Linked DNA regions of Homo sapiens: region 1 is linked to region 2. The links are chromatin loops, found by intact Hi-C in ENCODE. Cell type or tissue: CD4-positive, alpha-beta T cell. All regions are shown on one strand. Each heading gives the region's core, and the rest is flanking DNA. Links, peaks and the distances in the headings are about the cores only.

Region 1 (4,494 bases), core at 167-4,166, 980 kb after region 2:
AAAAATGCAAATCAAAACCACAGTGAGATACCATCTCACACCAGTCAGAATGGCTATTAAAAAGTCGAAAAATGAAAGGTGCTGACAAGGTTGTAGAGAAAAATGAACTTATACACTTCTAGTGGTAATGTAAATTAATTCAGCCACTGTAGAAATACTGTGGATTTCTCAGAGAACTTAAAACAGAATTAGCATTTGACCCAGCAATTCCATTATTGGGTATATACCCAAAAGAATGTAAATCGTTTTACCATAAAGACACATTCACAATAGCAAAGCACTATTCAAAGTAGCAAAGACATGGAATCAACTTAAATGCCCATCAATGGTAGATTGGATAAAGAAAATGTGGTATATATACACCATGGAATACTACACAATCGTAAAGAAGAATGAGATCATGTCCTTTGCAGCAACATGGGTGGAGCTGGAGGTCATTATCCTAAGCAAACTAATGCAGGAATAGAAAACCGGATATCACATGTTCTCACTTATAAGTGGGAGCTATACATGGAGTACATATGGATATAAAGAAAGGAACAACAGATACCAGGGCCTACTGGGGGGTGGAGGGTGTGGAGAGGGTGAGGATAAAAAACTACCTATCGGTTATGATATGGTTTGGCTTTGTGTTCCAACCCAAATCTCATCTTGATTTGTAATCCCCAGGTGTTGAGGGAGGAACTGGTCGGAGGTGATTGGATCATGGGGGGTGGTTTCCCCCATGCTGTTCTCATGATCGTGAGTGAGTTCTCACGAGATCTGATGATTTTATAAGTGTTTGGAAGTTTCTCCTTCACACTCTCTCTTTTCCTGCCACCTGGTGAAGAAGGTACTTGCATCTCCTTCATCTTCCACCATGATTTTAAGTTTCCTGAGGCCCCCCTGACCAGCCATGTGTAACTGTGAGTCAATTAAACGTCATTCCTTTATAAATTATAGTCTCAGGGAAGTTCTTTATAGCAATGTGAAAATGGACTAATAGAGGATACACTGCTTATTACCTGGATGATGAAATAATCTGTACACCAAACCACAGCGACATGCATGCAATTTTCCTATATAAGAAACCTAAACATGTACCCTGAACTGAAAATAAAAGGTAAAAACAATAAAAAGAAAGCATCCGAAACATGCCACTTCTTTAAGTGATATTAGAAATGTTAGTTCCAGAATTCTTCATTCCATCAACGGGGGATTTTGATGTAAAATGAATGGAATAACTATATTAAGGATTATTTGAAAATATACACAGAAAACATGCAATATACACGTATTTATGTAACTTGTGAGCTTTGGTGTTACTTTTTGTAGCATATGCTTTCCTTTGGAGTTTGGAAGAGGAAAAGTTATTTGTGCCATTTCTTTTTATTATTTAATGAGTTATCCTGCCTATTCTTTACTCTTCAGTTTAACATTAGAGAAACACACACTCACTCCACACATGTAGAAACAAATTGCAGTCGTCTTTCTCCAAATGAGTATGTCCTGCAGGCAGTTGAAAATGAGAGTCTGGGCTTCAAAGAAAAGAGTGGGATGGACAAATGGACTTGAGTTGGCAGTGCCCAGCCCCCCCAAAAATACGTACAGAATGGAAGAATAATTGTGAGAGACCCAGCTTTGGAAGTCATTATCAAAAACTAAAACAGCAATACACATTCAAGTTTTTTCTCTCCACATGAATTTTTCAAATATATTTTGTATTATTCATTTCATATTGTCTTTGTCTCTCTTTGCAAAAATTGTTACTTTTCCATCGCAGCAGATGTGGACTATAGAGATAATTGCCACCTGCTGGTCAAAGCCAGAACTACATCTCTGAATATCTGGGAGGAGGCTCTGTAAGGATCTGGAGAGGGAGGGGCCTCTGGCCTGACCCGCCAAACAGGGCTTGCTGGAGGCTTGAATGGCACAGGCAGCCCTTCCTGCTTAATCTATTGCTGCCTGGCTCTCTGAGTTCTTGGCAGGAAGTTCCACCCCTGTCTCAAATAAAGAGAAAGCCACCAGTGTGAGTGTCTCTGATAAACTATATCAGCGCATGTTTGTGCATGTGTCTGTATTTTGTATTTTGGGTTATATCCTTTTAAACACAGTTGATTTATAACATGTACTTATGCACACGGCAGTATTATCAACAATAAGGGGGGGCCAATCATATTGTAAATACAATGTGTAATTTGCTCTTTTAAAAAAATCTCACCGTTAACTATGAATTCCTTTTTAAAAATTAATTTCATTATAAATTGTAAGATGTACAACATGATGTTATAAGATACATATAGTAAAATGGTTACTGTAGTGGAACAGATTAACATATCCATCATCATCTCACGGAGTTTCCTATTTTCCTTCTTTTGGCAAGAACAGCTGTAATCTACTCATTTAGCAAAAATCCGAATGCAATACACTATTATTTACTATATTCCTCATATTGGACGTTAGATCTTTTGATTTGTTCATCCTACATGTTTGCGCTTTGTATCTTTGATGTATACATCTCCCCATTTCCTTCTCCCACCCTAACCCTTGTAACCGCTATTTTCTTGTCTCTCTCTATATTTGACCTTTAAAAAACATTTGACACATAAGTGGGACTGTGCAATATTTGTCTTTCTGTGTCTGGCTTATTTCATTTAGTATAATGACCTCCAGGTCCATCCTTGTTGTGGCAAATGGCAGGATCTCCTTGTTTTTTATACTACATTATTTATATTACTAAGTGCAAATTGCTTTCCAGGTCAGTAGACTTATACAAAATAAATTCCTGAGATTAGATTATAATAAGTTTTTATTTTTTCACAAATTTATAACAATTACTTTCCTAAATCACAAAACTAATATATGTTTGTAATTGAAAGAAACTGAGCAAAAGACATGCTAATGTGGAAATGAAACAATCCTGTATCTACCTCCTTCACTCTGCTGAGGTATCCTTTGTTAATGGTGCAGAGCATATTCAACAGATGATTTTTTTTCTCCATAGAAAGAAATGTTCCTGAGAATATATATGGAAATATGTATGTACAAAATACATAAAGATGTACAATGTGTGAACATGTGTTATGAGATGAATGTTTCTATCCTCCCAAATTTACGCATTGAAGCCCTAGCTTCCAAGGTGATAGTATTTGGAGGTGGGGCCTTTGGGGTACAATTAAGTTTAGATTAGACCATGAGAGTGGGACCCTCATGATGGGATTGACGCCCTTATAAGCAGAGGAAGAGAGAGAGAGATCTCTTTCTTTCTTCACGAGTATGCACCAAGGGTAATGTGAGCAAACAGCAAGAAAGTGGCTGTCTACAAGCCATGAAAAGAGCCATCACCAGACGCTGACTCTACTGACACTTGGTCTTGGACTTTCCAGCCTCCAGAACTATCAGAAATAAATGTCTGTCATTTAAGTCACCCAGACTGTGGCATTTTGTTATAGCAGCCTGAACAGACAGCATGTATATACACATATTCTTCATGAAAATGGGATGACTGCAAACTTTGTCATGCAATTTACCTTCCCTAGCTGAGAATAAGGGTACCTGAATTTTTAGTTGTGTATTCATTGCTATTGGATATCTTCTCATAAGTTTAATTGCATTCCTCTAATTTTCTATGAGATTTTAAATTTTCATTTGTTTCTCTTCTGGTTAAAGAGAGTTCCTGGCATGTAAAGTGGTTTCTGAGGTATATGTGGATAATTTCCCCTCCAATTTTTAATGCAACTTTAAATGTTAAAATCTCATGGATTTTAATGATGAAGAAATCAATACAGTTCATTGTAAAAGTTTTTAAGATTCACAGGAGTGTAAAGATTGCCACTTTATGAGAAGATTTTAGATAGAAACCATTCAAAGCCCAGGAAGACATCATAGTGAGAAAGGCTTGGGTTTTAGAGTCCCTGGCCTGTGTTTTACAGACTTGGCACTAAGGGTAACTTACTTAGCCTCTTAAGTCTTGGCTTTCCTCATTTCTCGTAAGCGATCCTTATTACCTACCTTGAATTTATTATCATATTTAGAAGAGATACAATATAAAATTCCTTAGATGTAACTCAAGCTTTGATAAACAAGAATTTCCTTCCTCCATGTCACTTTCCCAATGTCTAAAACTTGTACTTTCATCTGATTTATTCGCTACTTCAGGAACTGCCAATCAACATGCCTCCTAGCCTAGGACAGGATTTCTTCTCCACAAACATCATCACTAAGGGGAGTTGTCTAAGTATTTTCCCATGTGGGCATGCCAAAGTTCAGCACAATACCAGAAAAGTTTACAACTATCATTTCTTACCCACATTGCATTGTAGAAGCCCACATCTACAATAGAAGCTGCTGGGTATACTCTGGGCATGTTCGGTGGCTGAATTTCATTGTTGCCACTTATCTGGATATGTGGTTTATCTTTGGCAAGCCTGGAGCTGATCATCAGTAAAATGAAAATAATGATGCTTTCTTTTCAGAGTTGTTTTAGGGAAATGAGAAACCCATGGGAGGCTTTAG
Region 2 (4,494 bases), core at 230-4,229:
CCCCTAGCAGTAGTCATTGCAACAACTGAAAATGCCACTGTACATTTCCAAAAATGCTCCTCCACAAGGGTTGAGAACTTTGAGAACTACTTTAAGGGAAATTTCATAAGAAAGCATGCGTGTCTTAAATGCTGCCATAAAGCTACCTCAATAACTACAATGCTACTCAAATTACCTGACCCTAAGAATCGCCAGTGGCACTTGTTTAAATATAACGATTCCCAAGTTCTTTCCCTGGAGTCCCATTCCATAGGGCTGGGGTGGAGCCCCAGGAATCTATACTCTTACTCAAAGACCCCAGGTTAATCTTTTGTTTATGTAAGTTTGCCAAACACTGAGTTAGAAATATACTCAGCCGTACATGCATTTAGCAAAAGTTCACCACAACGGAACAATGACACACCAAAACTCTTTGAAACTGTGCCTTCTACAGAGCTGTAAATCTCCTTTTGGACCATTCCATTACACAAGGTGTCCTCTTGGTCACACAGTGATTGCAAATGGGACTCTAGAGTCATGGAAATGGGTATACTCTTCTCAAACTTTCCATCTTTACCAGAATTACTTCTTAAAGTGATATGCTTCATGGTGTAAACTAGCACTTATTAATTTTTTCTAAATATTTATCATATTTCATATACTTTTATTTTGGAGATGGAGTTTCGCTCTTGTTGCCCAGGCTGGAGCGCAATGGCAGATCTCGGATCACCGCAACATCCATCTCCCGGGTTCAAGCGATTCTCTGGCCTCAGCCTCCTGAGCAGCTGGGATTACAGGCATGCGCCACCACGCCCGGCTAATTTTGTATTTTTAGTAGAAAAGGGGTTCTCCATGTTGGCCAGGCTGGTCTCCAACTCCCGACCTCAGGTGATGCGCCCGCCTCGGCCTCCCAAAGTGTTGGCATTACAGGCATGAGCCACCGCGCCCGGCCCATATACTTTTAATACATGTGGAATTAATAAAAACGTCCATGCCTCCAATTCCGTGGCTATTTTACCGTCTTCCTTTTTCGGACAAGTCCCTCAAAGGTAGCGCTCTTGGCTCCTTCCTTTGCTTATCCCCTAACCCTGTCCTCCTGAGGTGCCCCCTGGATTTCCTCCAACCCCGGCAGGGTCTGCCTTTCCGGGATGATACAACGACCTGCCCTGCATGCCATATCCCAGGCGCGTGGGCACCAAAGTGTGGAAAAACCGATGAATGACGTTTTCTGTTTCCGATACTCTGCCTGCCAGAATCCCCTGCCGCACCGCCCCACCACGAAGCACATGGAACCCACGGACTACACGAGGACAGAGGTCTGTTCTCCCTTTACCTCTCCCATTTCTTTAACTATGCTTCTCTCGGCTGGCATGCCCTTTCCTCATCTCACTCCACACACGAACAGGTTTAGCAAATAATATGCACGCTGCTGGGACGGGCCCAAGCATTTCCCTCCCTTGATAGGGCGGAACTAAAATGCAAGCCCCACAGTTGTCAGCAAAGGACTTCCCTGTTACCATGGTAAAGCCGCTGCGCCTTTATTGTGGTTGAGGAGTACTTGCATCAACCTAAGAGAAAATTAATAAGAAGGAAGTCTGCAGGCTGAAACCCTTCAAATTAGCCTGGACTCGCCTGCATCTGGCTCGGAACAGAGTTAATCTCAGGAGTGAGAATATAGCCCTCCGGTGGACGCAACTCGCGCCTGCGGCTAACAGAATGTCTCCAGGGGAGGGGCTCTGCGTCCGTTCCGCCCAGGCCCTTCCGGCTCACGCGCCGTACGGAAGCGTGCTCAGCGCTGGGCTTGTGCTCCGTACGGAAGTGTGCTTTGGCGCACCGGAAGCCGACTCAACAGAGCTATGGCGGGTTTGACTGTGAGAGACCCAGCGGTGGATCGTTCTCTACGTTCTGTGTTCGGTGAGAGGAATTCGTTGTAGTCAAGCTTCGGGGAGGGACTCCCCTCTGCACCTTCTATCTCATGAATCGCTACCGGAGCCGCTGACGGTTCGGACGTGCAGTTCTCCCTGCTTATCCTGTAGGGCGTCCAACCTGGTGGACTCATGAGCAAAGAGATATTCCCATTCTGCCGAGGTCTCGTAGGCTTTCCGCAATATCAGTGGGGAAGTTAGACTAGCGTTCAGCTTCTGTGCGTTTCTCCTTTCATGAGCTTCAATTATTCTCTAGAGGAGAAGGCTCACGGTAACAGCTCCTCACTGTCCCGTACTACTTCTCATCCTCTGCCCCAGAATACAGACTATATGCTGAGGGTATAGATCCTAGTGTCCACTTACTGTCCTCTCCTAAGGACTTTCATCCTTTGCTTTTTATCTGTAACATTTTAGTGCATCAATAGTGGTAGCGGCCACCTGGTGTCCTGAGATGGCTTGTAAGTGAATGAATGAATGAACTATTAAGATCTCCTCAGAGGAATTTTAAAAAGGATCGAAACGATTCTGAATTATCTTTTTGGCTGAAATAAGTTGTTTTTAAAAATACGTGTGATTATTTTAGAGTACCATTTGAAAGGGACATGACAAAGTAGTTCAGAATACTTTTTAAACATCTTTCACTACATTCATCGTCATTCTCCCTTAAATGTTGTATGTGTGGAAATACATAGGAACCTGTTTTAAAAATTATATTAAATAACATTGATATTTTTTGTAGTCACTGATGAGACTTGCAGATCTTTAGGTAAATACCAGTGCCAAAGTATTTATTTGCACCAAAGTTAAGGAAAATCTAACACGTGTCAGATCAGTCTGAGAACTAACATTTGAGAGTACCTACACATTTTGTATTTAGTTTCAGTGGTATATTTCCTTTGTTAAGAGGTCTGAAGAAATACAATGGAATTGGGATTGGAGAACACTATTTTGAGTCTTATATTTGATGATATAAGTTTACTTTCTCACTAAAGATCTATGTTATAAACTCAGAATTTTAATGTTACCTATTTTCTTCCTTAGTGGGGAACATTCCTTATGAAGCTACTGAAGAGCAGTTGAAGGACATCTTTTCTGAGGTTGGACCTGTTGTTAGTTTCAGGTGAGATCCCCTTTTCCTTCATGGTGGGAGCTTCTTAAAAATCACCACAGATTTGGCTCTTAGTAATAATGGCAGGTTTTCTTTACTGGTGACTTTTCACATACATTTTGTTCTTGTAACAGCTTTATTGAGATATAATTGATACACTATACAATTGACATTTATTCTTACCTAAAATATGTTTTTTTCGTTAAAAATGTTTTTTAGGCAGGGCATAGTGACTCAAGCCTGTAATCCCAGCACTTTGGGAGGCCGAGGCAGGCGGATCACCTGGGGTCAGGAGTTCGAGACCAGCCTGACCAATGTGGTGAAACCTTGTCTCTACTAAAAATACAAAAATTAGCCGCCGTGGTGGCCCATGCCTGTAGTCCCAGCTACTCAGGAGGCTGAGACAGGAGAATTGCTTGAACCCGGGAGGCAGAGATAGCAGTGAGCCAAGATCATGCCACTGCACTCCAGCCTGGGCAACAGAGCAAGACTCCATCTCAGGAAAAAAAAAAAAAAAGTTTTAAAAAATATTTCTGTGAGGCTGTCAGAGATATAAGGTTATTTATGTTACAGTGGGCCCAATTAAAGCATGGCAATGTTAGCAGGAACCCTGTATGTGTGTAACATTTGTTCCTGACACTTGGTTCTGCTCTCCAGATTGGTATACGATAGAGAGACAGGAAAGCCAAAGGGTTATGGCTTCTGTGAATACCAAGACCAAGAGACAGCACTTAGTGCCATGCGGAACCTGAATGGGCGCGAATTCAGTGGGAGAGCACTTCGAGTGGACAATGCTGCCAGTGAAAAGAACAAAGAAGAGCTGAAGAGTGAGTACAAATCCAACTTGGATGCAGTATGAGTTAGTAAAGATGTAACAATGAAGATTTTCCATTTCTGATATGTTTTAGAATATGCTGAAATGGTTAGCCACGCAGCTTGTTTATTACTTGACTGACCTGATGTGCCTGAGTTAGGCAAGTATTATATATATCTTTTTAAAAACTTTTTATAAATTTTTTTTCAAGTAATTGTCTGAAATTTCTATACCCTTGCTCTGGATGGAGCAGGGCAAGGCCTCAAACCGTTTCAAAACTGTTCTGGCAAGCACTGTAGGGATGCATAGGGTCACTGCAGACCTAAGCATGCTGGAGGCTTGCTAGTAAGTGTATATCTTTAAGAAACAGATAAAGTTGACATTAGAAATTCTTCAGTTGCTCCAGCCTGGGCGACAGAGTGAGACTCTGTCTCAAAAAAAAAAAAAAAAAAAAGAATTTCCATTGCTAAGGAGTTATTTCCAGTTAAAGATGAATTCAAATTCATCAAGCCATTAGTAGTACTAACTGTGGCATTAGTCATTCCTGTCACTCTTTTCAGGAATTTTTGAAGTTAGCGTATTTTTCTCTTTTAACCTTTTGTTTCTGAAATGACTTGTTAAAAGAAGTCAATGTGCCTAGTTCTCTAACTTAGGTTAACATTGTCCTT

What was found. A loop is a pair of places that touch in the nucleus more often than their neighbours do. Peaks named below come from ENCODE experiments on the same cell type or tissue, not always from the same donor. Only the 100,000 strongest peaks of a DNase experiment are listed, where the experiment ranks them.
Region 1: a loop joins it to region 2, with 12 times the contacts of the local background. A loop is called at or near these places in 2 of 110 quality-filtered maps.

Annotation. Positions count from the first base shown.
Region 1 is chrX:101,797,709-101,802,202 of GRCh38, forward strand. No RefSeq gene overlaps it. Among named protein-coding and RNA genes, the nearest start is that of ZMAT1, 130 kb to the right of the region's middle. In CD4-positive, alpha-beta T cell, for the core only: a CTCF peak has its summit at 1,773 (motif pointing left); a DNase peak (open chromatin) is centred at 1,843.
Region 2 is chrX:100,818,582-100,823,075 of GRCh38, forward strand. CSTF2 (cleavage stimulation factor subunit 2) reads left to right here and starts at 1,810. Exons shown (of 14, transcript NM_001325.3): 1 at 1,810-1,893; 2 at 2,946-3,024; 3 at 3,670-3,839. The coding sequence starts at 1,836. It overlaps LOC124900498 (small nucleolar RNA SNORA9), which reads right to left and starts at 4,171; the gene lies at 4,039-4,171. RefSeq lists enhancers at 1,482-1,541, 1,552-1,601, 1,882-2,041. In CD4-positive, alpha-beta T cell, for the core only: no CTCF peak of the experiment used is centred there; DNase peaks (open chromatin) are centred at 1,490 and 1,760; H3K4me3 peaks cover 1,755 bases; H3K27ac peaks cover 1,283 bases.